Regions from separate parts of the Mus musculus genome. Here region 2 is linked to region 1. A link is a loop called in an ENCODE intact Hi-C map of the cell type or tissue named here. Cell type or tissue: heart. All regions are shown on one strand. Each heading gives the region's core, and the rest is flanking DNA. Links, peaks and the distances in the headings are about the cores only. Region 1 holds the start of Dennd11 (DENN domain containing 11). Region 2 holds the start of Agk (acylglycerol kinase).

Region 1 (5,378 bases), core at 123-5,122:
CAGCTGCTTTCTCCACCAAAACTAAACCAAGTTAACAATGCTCACCCAAGTGCACACACCTTCCTCTCTGCAGATCCCCAAGGGAAGTGACCAGGCAATGTGAGGGGCCAAGGTTCAGGCAGTGGAGTGTGCTAGAAAGATATTGGTTAAGCTGGCTCATTATTTCCAAAATATGTAACCATCCTTGGTGCCTTTCCTCATAAGCAAACTAGGTATAAAATAATCAGCAAATTGCAGAGTGGTTAGAATGAAATCAGAGTAAAATGCTTGCACAAATGTCACAGTATTAGTAACAGCTCTTGCCTTTTCATAGTAACCTTAGTATAAAAACCAACCCCCCTCTCTGTCTCTGTCTCTGTCTCTGTCTCTGTCTGTCTGTTGGTCTGTCTGTGTCTGTGTCTGTCCCCCCTCCTCCCCCCTCACACACAGACAGTATAAACCAGAAAGCCAGTCACCAGCTGTGAATGGAAAGATATGGGAGCCCCTACAAGGGCCTCAATCTCCGTAATCAATGAGAGTAATGGATCGATAATCCATTTTATCAGCTCTACCTGTGACTAGTGTGAGATTTCCTTCCCCCCTCCTTTCCCTAGACTCTATCACCAGACAGCTACCATTATGCAGTCAGAAAGCCATTAATGTCTCGTTCCCAGTTCTGAACCTCGGGTGACTCTCAAGCTTGCCTCGATTTACCTGAGCACAAATCCTGACTGTATGAGTCAGGGCAGTATGTGTGATGACCATTAATAAGCACGGAGGGGGCCAATACTGAGTTTCCTATCAGGAAACTCGGGCTTCCCTTAGTTTGAATGTTCTGGTTGTGATGCAAATTTAATTCGATATGGCAGGTTAAAGTCAGAAAAGTTTGAAAGACTGTGGGATAAGGCAACAAGTAGACGGGATGGGGGTGGGGGCTGAGTTCTTCCCACAAGTCCTGCCGCTAGGAATAGGGCATTCGCCTTTGTAAGGAGCCTGTTTGCTGGCTCAGAATCGTTGACCATGGTTAAGCCACCCACCCTAGAAGCCACCAGCATCCATCATCTCTGAAGTACCTGGCACATAATCCTATTTCTTCTTCCTAGCCCATCCATCCTCTCAGGGTTGGAAGACTGGCTGGGAACTTCCAGAAGGAAGAAAACCATCCTTCCCTCACAAACACCAGCTCCTCACGCTAGCAGCTCAAAGGAGAAATCGAGGAAGAAGCATCCGAGCATTCCTCTTCCTCAAATAAGCAGCTGGGGGATTCCAATGCCTTAAGCTGGAGCCCACAGCCATTCGTTCACTTTTATCCCCTCGCGGAACCGCCTACTGTTGCAACGCACTCCCCACCCCGGAGTGGGTGGCTAGGGTAGAGACGGTGTGACACAGCCAGTGAGTCTTCCCAGAAAGGCAGCCTGCCAGCGAAAGCTTCTCCAGCCCCATCCCCTAACGCTCTCACGTTAATTCCTAAAAATGAAGCCTTCGGAGAAAGTGAACTAGGCGGCTGGGAAAGTTACGGCGCAGGGAGCAATCCGGAGCAAGGGCAGGCGCAGAGCAGGGTCGTTCTGAACCCTCGTGGGAGGCGACGTACGCGGGAGGGGGGGGGGTGTCTTCCTCTCGGCGTCTATAAGAACCTTTCAGCCCAGCAGGAAAACAGAGAAAACAAAAGCCAATGTGCCCGCTGCCGCAAACCAATCCTCCCGCACTGAAGCGGAGCAAATAGGAGAGCGGCGACTAGGCGGCGGAGCGGAGCTGAGAGCGGCGGCGGGACGGAGCAGGGGGCGGAACAAAGCCCCCGGGATCCCTCGGCTCCAGTCTGGAGACACAGCGCCCCCGTGCCCCGGGACCCCCGGGCAGGGAGGGATGCAGGTGTGTGGGTGCGAGTGCGTGCGCAGCGAGTCCCTCCCCCGCGCCCCCGAAACCCAGTGTGCAGTCTCCCCCACCGCCCCCCCCCAATCCTTCCATCCCTAAGTGGCTCTCACCGGAGCGAGGATCGAAGGTGACCACGAACACGGCCACCACCTGGTCCTCCTCTACGTCGCCTAGCTCTAGGCGCCCCGGCTGCAGCAGCACTTCGGGGGGAGCTGGCTCGTCGGGTTCCCGCCTTCGGGGCGCCTCCGCGGCCACTCGGCCCTCCCCACTGCCGCCCCGGACCCATCCTCCAGCTTGCAGCGCGGGGTCCTGCGGCACAGAGACCGCGGGGCCCTCGGCCCAGCGCAGCAGCGGCGCCGCGTCTCCCTGCTCCACCATGGCGAGGCGAGGCGGAGCCGGGGCGCGAGGGGCGGGGCAGGCTGCGGGCACTCCCCTCCGGGCCTGCCCGCCCTGCCGCTTTCTGCGGTGCGGAGGCTCTCTGGGTGCCCGCTGGGCTTGGCCACACCTGCCCCTGCTCGGACACCAGCGCACTTGCTTGGTCCCGGAGCTCTGGAAGGTGGCCCGCACGGGTTCAGCGCCCCGTGGCCTGGTCCGGGCTTCAGCTCTGCATCTCTGTATGTGGGTGCTCTTGATCCATAGTGTAGGGTGCAGGACGCGCATCCCTTAGTCTGTCACCTGCGCGTGGGTTGAAGAGCCTTCCCAACTAGGATTCCACTGTGAATTTTTGAACGTCACCATTATGGAGCGGAGCACATATATTATATAATCCCGAGAGCTTGGTGAAAACTGCCTCCAAGTCAGGAAGTGAAGCAGAGGACATCCCAAGTGTTTCAAATACACACACAAATCAAGATCAAAAGGACTGTAAGGTTGCCATTGGGCATTTAACTTTATTTATATAACAGGCTGGTCGAGATAGTGATCATTAATTTATTTCCTTGCATATATGCAGTTTGGAGATATTAAGCTGGAGGGCTGGGGTGGGGGTGGGGGGCATTCTACATTAAAATAAGCAGGAAAAAGTGAGTAGGAAAGCAGCCCTTAAGCCTGTCTGTGGCTTTGGTAAGTAAGGATTGCCAATGAATTCCCTCTGAATATTTACAAATAAAAATTTGAATTTCTCAGTTCTTGGAAGGGGGTAAATCTGGTGACTAACTTAGAGGTATGCATAAGAAATATCCATTAAAATTATGAAAAAAATAAGATAGCAAGAGACAATTATTTTTAGATAGAATTCACCTCATGTTTCTGACAAGGACTTGGTAAAATTTTTGTGTTACCTGTTAACTCCAGGGACTTTGTGAAGCCCAGGTCTCCCTGCTTTGATCCTGTTCCCAAGAGGATCATCAATGACTGCCTACCCACAGCTGCTGCTAGTTCCAAATATGTGACTCACGCCTTAACAGTAAAACGTTTTACCAAAAAGTAGTGATTGCTGTCATCATCATTAGTTAGTTCACCCTAACCCCCATCCCCTAAAGACATGTTAAGTGACTACCTCACTCAATTAATGGAGTAATTACTGAAATGGGAGTCTGGGGAATGTACAGTCCAAGCCAGGGCTAGGGCACAATCCAGTTTAAATTCAAGGGCACATCTGCTTGAGTTTTGCACAAACTCTGAAGGCCAGACAACAAAGCCCACTACTTCAGAAACTGAGGCACAGCCAAAGCTGAAGTTGAGAAGTACAAGATTCTATTTTTAGATACAAAACTCGGTTGATAGATAATCCTTAACCACTTTCCAAAGTCACCGGTTTTAGGGCAAATGGGTTGGTCGGTTCTTTCTTTTCTTTTTCTTTCTTCCTTCCTTCCTTCCTTCCTTTCTCTTTTTTAATAGTTGTGTTGTTTGTTTTTGGTGTTTTTCTTCTTGTTTTTGTTTTGTTTTGTTTGAGGCACTTTCTCTATGTAGTCCTGGCTGTCCTGGGACTCTCTCTATAGACCAGGCTAGCCTGGAACTCAGAGATCCTCCTGCCTTTGCCTCCCAAATGCTGGGATTAAAGGTGTGGGCACCATCACCGTCCGGCTGGTATTTTTCTTTCTTACTTGAGAAAAATACTTTCCTGGGTTGTTGTTGTTGTTGTTGTTGTTGTTGTTGTTTGGCAATGTCTACCTCTCCCACCACCCCCTAATTTAATGTCCTACATATATACCGATAAATCAACTTGTAATGTCCATACCAACCACCTCTCTGTACATAAAAGCAGTTTTCAAACTGACAGCCATGTTCTGTCTTCAGCATATTCTAGTTCACCAACCATGGAGCCTAATAATATATTCCTGGTGCTTTGCATAATATTGCTCAACAGGTATCTGTCAGCTCAGGAAGTGGAAGCAGAAACTTACACTCCGATGCTGCAGGCCCTCTGCCAGGCTTTATCTAGTATTGTGCCCATGGTAGGTGCTCAAAACTGTTTGTGAGGGCGATAACACTCTTTTAGCACACACACATTCACAATCTGAAAGAGGCCTTTATACCTGACCCCCAGATTAACCTTTGTATCTACTGAATTGTCACATGATGATAGAGACATTGAGTCTGGCTGTTAGAACACTTCTGCTTGGGAACAAGTGTTTGAGATGAGATGGGAGAAAGGTCACTTATTTTCAAAGATACTCAGCTGGCAGAGTATTTTGAAATGTGTTCACTTAGAACACCATGTCTACATTTTAAATAAAATCTTTTGGTCTCCCAAATACTAAATATATCTCCATCACATAAAATACAGAATATTTTTAGTCTACCATGTCATCACATAGATGTAAAGTCTTAAATTGTCTTAGCTCATCAGTTCTAGAGCACAGAACGCAACTGTGTATAAACATGTTGTGGTGTCTGACAGTTGTCACTGAGGTCTGGTTGTCACAGAAGAGATTCCTGGTGGCATTGTCAGAAGTGGGAAGGAACCACCAACCCAACCAGGGACTACGCTGAGTAAAAGCCATGCTTGAAGTTCCCTGGAAGCTGCTGGTGCTGTGACTTCAAAGGAAAAACTATCTGAATCAGCAGCCTGCGATCCAAAGTCTTAGCTGGGAGTTTTTTCTCACCCCCAGCCCCTCTAGTGACAAATTCAAAACAAGAAATTTCCTTATCTAGCTCTCTCTGTAGGAGGCTGCTTTACTGTTTTATATGGGGCTATACCAGCAAGGGAATTCAATGGCTTGTCTTAAACAGATATTTATTAGATAGTTTCTTTCTGTGTTTGTTTGTTTGTTTAGAGTATGCTCAATGTTAGATTTGTTTTCTTTTCTCCCTTACATCAGATCATGAACATTTTGGTATCCTATCACGGAAAACTACATGAATTATTTTTGTGGCTAGTGTTATGTGAGAGTCGGATCATTTATATCACCATCTGCCATTGCTGGAAAGTAAAGCTCTTCCCCTTCTGTTGTGTCGTAAGTTTTGCCCGAATTTCACTCTTACTGTAAAGCTCTGTAACCTTCAGCCCTGAGCACATAATGGGAGAGATATAAAAAAGACAGATGCGTCTCTTCTCTCAAACTCACAACCCAGCAGGAAAAGCA
Region 2 (5,378 bases), core at 237-5,236, 110 kb before region 1:
GGAAATGGATGCAGGAGCCCACAAATGGCCTTACAAGAACATAATACAAACATGAAGAATTAACTTGAGACAGTGAATTAACTGGAGACAGTGCAATTGGTATCTGCCCAGCATAGCTTGGATTCTCTAGGAAGCATAACCTAAGACAGTGCATGCTAATTGTGACTGCTTACCAAATTGCTGTGTACTCAGTAGTTTAACATACAATGTATTATCTTACAGTTTTGGAAACCAGAAATCTAAAATGGGTCTGCAGGATTAAAACCTTCTGTTTCTTGGAGAGAACCACAGGCAAACTTCAGAGTATTAAAGCAGTCTATGTGGCCAAGTTCACACTCACCTGCGATGCCCATGTGGCAGTAATATATGATTCTAATCTTGAGAGGTACTAAGCCCAGAAAGGAGTGTAGTCCTCCCTTCACATATAAGATAGAAAACAAGACATAAGCCATAAGAAAGGCACACACATGTGCTCGAGCGCGCTCACCCCCCAGATGCATATGTAATTATTTTTAAGGCTTTTTAAAACTATCATTTTCTGATCAAAGTTCACTGTCCCCATTTTCAGGACTCCCCCTCGCCCCCAATCCTAAAGCATGTTCTTTGCCTTCTCCTTGGATCATCCCACAGGTCTCGGGGGTTTCAAGCCTCCAGTCAAGCAGTTGCACAGACTCATTTCCACAAATGAACAGGTTAGATAGTTGGAAAAGAAATTCCGAAAGTAATTCACCGACTCCCTCAGCAGTAAACTATTTTAGAACACTAAGGGATTGTTTTAAAGCATGATGTTCTCCCATCTTCTAATGGACAAATGGAGAGAGTGGTTGGAAGTTCACACTATTCCCAGGGAGAGTGGTGGGAAAGTCACACTGTCCCAGTGAAAAGTAGGACAGAGTATGGTTTACTGCACTTAACCTCATCAGATGTTTTTGTTGTTCTTCAAGCATTCATCTGGAGTCTAAGTTATAAACAAATGAAATGGGACTTGTGAAGGTAGATTGCAAGCCCTGTGGGGGTGGGCACCATGGAGGGCACTAAACTTGAAGCCAGCCTCAGACCTTTCCATGCGGCCCATCACACGCCTCTCAGCAGATGCTGAGTGACAGAATGATGGAAGAAAGAAGAGAGAAAGTTGTGTTGCTTGGCTTGATCCCCCTCCATCATGAGGGTTGCTGAATTTAAACTATCTGGAGGTCTGCATCAGCACAGTGTTCGTGTAGCTCTCTTGTTACTACGAGTCCACTGACTGCACTAGAGATATCTGTAAAATGTAAACCAGACCCAACAATTCTGCTGACAGAATCCTATTCTACTGAGTGGTGTGTCCAAAAAAGCTTTCCCATGCAGGAAAGGGGCTTAATTTCTCTGTCCTTGAGGAAGAGTTGAGGAAGACCTCTCCACTCCCAAAAAGGAAAGAAGGAAAGAAAGAAAGAAAGAGATTAACATGAGAAAACAAGCATAATTATTAATATGTGACCATCAGGAGGAAGCTCAAATTGGTGACTTAGAACTCTGTCTTAGATGGCACTCCAAACAAAGAACAATAACATTTAAGCAGGTGACAGAAGTGAGGGGTGAAGGATTTTGATTTTATATTGACAGCAATGTAGGTGGAGTTAAATACATTGGCAGATAAAGACCGTTTTGATAAATAAATCATGCAAATGCTGATGTGGGCCCACAGCTGTCCTCAGTGGTTAGCCTTTGTTGTCTGTGGACTAGAGTTGTATGGAAAAAAGGTACACTGCTATTCAAGAGTCTGCAGACCAGTAGACTGATTAGAACTTCATGACAGTGGGGAGATGGAATGTCACAGATGGATAGCCAAATTTCTTCTCTCTTGCCTGTAGTAGCTATTTACCACCAAACTCTCTACCTAACCCATCTTTGTGACTACTAGTTAAAACTTTAGGAATGATATAACTGTAAACTTCCACCAACCCAAATCTAAGAAGGTCATCCATCACATGGCATCTGAAACCTATGGAAGAGATTTCTCTGTGGTGCTGTTTCCTGCCTACTTGACATCTTAAATGGTGTACTGGCTAGTTTTCTGTCAATTTGACACAGCTGGAGTTATCACAGAGAAAGGAGCTTCGGTTGAGGAAATGCCTCCATGAGATCTAACTGTAAGGCATTTTTCTCAATTAGTGATCAAGGGGGAAAGGCCCCTTGTGGGTGGGACCATCCCTGGGCTGGTAGTCTTGGGTTCTATAAGAGAGCAGGCTGAGCAAGCCAATAAAGAACATTCCTCCATGGCCTCTGCATCAGCTCCTGCTTCCTAACCTGCTTGAGTTCCAGTCCTGACTTCCTTTGGTGATGAACAGCAGTATGGAAGTGTAAGCTGAATAAACCCTTGCCTCTCCAACTTGCTTCTTGGTCATGATGTTTGTGCAGGAATAGAAACCCTGACTAAGACAAATTGGTAACCAGCAGAGTGGAATATTCCTGTGACAACCTAACCATGTTTTGGGGAGGACTGTGGAAGGACTTTGGAACTTTGGGCCAGAAGATCCATTTGCTGTTAAAAACTCTGTGAGATATTGTGTAGGAGCTTGGAAGATAATGTTGAGAGCAGTGCAGAAAATGGAGGCCTGGCTTGTGAAATTTCAGAGGGAAAATTAAAGACTCTTTTCAGGGCCATTGCTGTTTTGATTGTGAAGATTCTGTAGTTCTGGTTAGCTGGGGCTGAAGAATCAGCTGTGATTAACAATATACCAGAACAACTAAAGCAAAAACTTTGCATTTCTGGGACTATTGATGCTGGTTAGCTGGAGCTAAGAAATTAGCAGTGATTAAGAAGAGACCAGCATCATTGAGGTGACATCTTCTGGGAAGTGTTTTTGAGAGCACAGAGGCTGTATTCCAGAGATGGCCAAGGTTGTACCTTGTGCTGTGGCTGGACTTGGTAATGTGTAAGATTCACCCAGGTGGTACTGGTTTTGAAGGCATGAAGAGGTCATGCAGAGCAGCTGAGGCTCAGCACAGTGAGAGGCCATGGAAGGCCATTGGTGAAGGTGCAGCCTCAGCTGCAATTGATTTTCCAGGACAGAAGGGGTCATGTAAAGGAGTTGAGGCTTGGCACCATGAAGAGAGCCTATGAGAGGCTGTTGGTGAAGCATAGTTACAGCGAAAGACTACAGTGTTTGGAGATGCCAGTACCATGAGATGACCACCAAGAACAGCAGCAACAGTGGAGTACAGGCAGCTGGAGCCTAGAAGACAAAATGAGTGCTACAAAGGACAGGGCTGGAGAAGTGACCCAAGCCCTTGGAGGAGCCCAGAAGATTGTGAGTTTGATCCCAGACATTGGACAGTTGGAGTTTAATTTTTGCTTTTGATTGTGACTGTGCCCTGATGTTTTTCCCTCTTGAAGTAAGAAACTATTTTTAGTGGAGCCCACAGTTAAGAGACTTTTAATTGTAAAAAGGCTTTGGGTTTTAAAAGAGATGGATATTTTAAGAATATGTAGAGACTGTGGGACTTTTAAAGTTATTTAGATCTTGGGGATGAATAAGAATGTAAGGGTTGAGGCTTACTAGTGATGTGTTTGTGTGTCAAGTTGACAAGGGGTCAATTGTACTGGCTAGTTTTGTGTCAACTTGACACAGTTGGAATTATCACAGAGAAAGGAGCTTCAGTTGGGGAAATGCCTCCATGAGATTTTTCTCAACTAGTGATCAAGGGGGAAAGGCCCCTTGTGGGTGGGACCATCACTGGGCTGGTAGTCTTGGGTTCTATAAGAGAGCAGGCTGAGCAAGCCAGGGGAAGCAAACCAGTAAGGAACATCTCTCCATGGCTTCTGCATCAGCACCTGCTTTCTAACCTGTCTGAGTTCCAGTCCTGACTTCCTTTGATGATGAACAGCAATATGGAAGTGTAAGCTGAATAAACCCTTTCCTCCCCAACTGCTTCTTGGTCATGTTTGTTCGGGAATAGAAACCCTGACTAAGACAAATGGGCTCATGGCTTTATTTTATTTTCTGATTCATAAGTGTCCAACTAACCTATTCTACGGTGGAACGTGTCATTCAGGGCAACTTGAATCTGTGTTCCAAAACCATTGCCATTCATACTTGGCTCAGAATACATTTATTTCCTGTTTCCTAGGGAGACAGCAGTGAAGAAATGTCTATTTTCTCCAGATAGTGACAGGAACAGACCCCGAAGAAATGATTCCACTAAAGTCTAGATTTGTGGATCCATGAATTTGATTGGGGTAGTGAGGAATTACCTATAGGAACATGAGCAACTTAGAGGAGGCAATACCAGTGAAGAAGTTCCCTCAACACTCCTCAGCCCCTCTGGCCCAGTAACCTTTAATTGCTTGTACATCTTGTGGAAGATGGGAGTCCCTAGAGATCAAATATTAGTGGATCCAGTCTTGGGACATCTCAGGCGAGTTCCCATTTGAAGATGTTCCTACTGAAAAACTGTTCCCATTTAAGACAGCAATGTTGTGCCCTCAGGGCAGACTTCTAAGAGTCCTCTTTGCAGCAAAATCTGTTTTATTTTGTTGACATCTTCCTCGCAGTGAAAGGTGGCAAGATAAAAAGTTTTTGTAACTGCCTTGGTGTAAGGCAGCTAACAGGAAGCTTCTCTGCACCTGCCCTTCATCTTCAGCCCAGCGATCTTTATATTTTAACAAGACACATTTTTCTGTTGTCCAACACCCCTGTGGGCTCTCCTGCTGCATGGCTCCCTTTTCTCATAGCTCTTTCTGCCTCCAGCACACAGGCCTAAGGGTTCTGTGATTTTGTGCCTGATTTCCCCAGCCTCAGCCCCACTCCCACCCCACCCTGCTCTTCCGTGCATCCAGACCTGATCATCATCTTCCTGCTCTCTGGAGCTCAAACTTCCGCTCGTTAATTTAACACAGTGCCTCCTCATCTCCCGCCCTGTCGCTGGGTTTTGTTTTATTTTGTTTCATTTACCACTATGCCTTAGCCATTTAATTACTTTCTGATTTAGTTCCAAATCGTAAAACTGTTCTTATTATGTATTGTGAACTTTCCAGAAACGACTGGCTGGCGACAGATGGATAGATGAAAGATTGAATGAACAAGTAATGTGAGAGAAAGGGAAGGGAGGGCGGTGGCTGCTGCGAGCCCATCCCTAGGTCACGGGAGGGCTCGCCCCCGCCTGGCTCGCGCTGCTCCGCGTCGGAACCCGAGAGCAGAGGGAGCGGTTTCCCTGAAAAGAGAGGGAGAGTTTTGTGAGAGCACACAGGAAAGGCCGGGCGCTGAGCGGCGGGCAGCGGTGAGTTCGGGGAGCAAGCTAGGGCCGCGGGATGTGTGTTGTCAGGGTGTGGAGCGCAGCCGCTGGTGGCTGCGTTGAGCAGAGCGTCCGGGGAACCCGCCTGGCGTCCGGGGATCGGC

The links. Peaks named below come from ENCODE experiments on the same cell type or tissue, not always from the same donor. Only the 100,000 strongest peaks of a DNase experiment are listed, where the experiment ranks them.
Region 2: a loop joins it to region 1, with 12 times the contacts of the local background. A loop is called at or near these places in 2 of 42 quality-filtered maps.

What each region holds. Positions count from the first base shown.
Region 1 is chr6:40,433,897-40,439,274 of GRCm38, forward strand. It overlaps Dennd11 (DENN domain containing 11), which reads right to left and starts at 2,239. Exons shown (of 9, transcript NM_001356375.1): 1 at 1,962-2,239. The coding sequence starts at 2,229. It also overlaps a transcript of Wee2 not described here. In heart, for the core only: no CTCF peak of the experiment used is centred there; DNase peaks (open chromatin) are centred at 1,465 and 2,255; H3K4me3 peaks cover 1,983 bases; H3K27ac peaks cover 1,590 bases; H3K27me3 peaks cover 1,494 bases.
Region 2 is chr6:40,320,272-40,325,649 of GRCm38, forward strand. It overlaps Agk (acylglycerol kinase), which reads left to right and starts at 5,207. Exons shown (of 16, transcript NM_023538.2): 1 at 5,207-5,259. In heart, for the core only: no CTCF peak of the experiment used is centred there; no DNase peak of the experiment used is centred there; H3K4me3 peaks cover 808 bases; H3K27ac peaks cover 837 bases.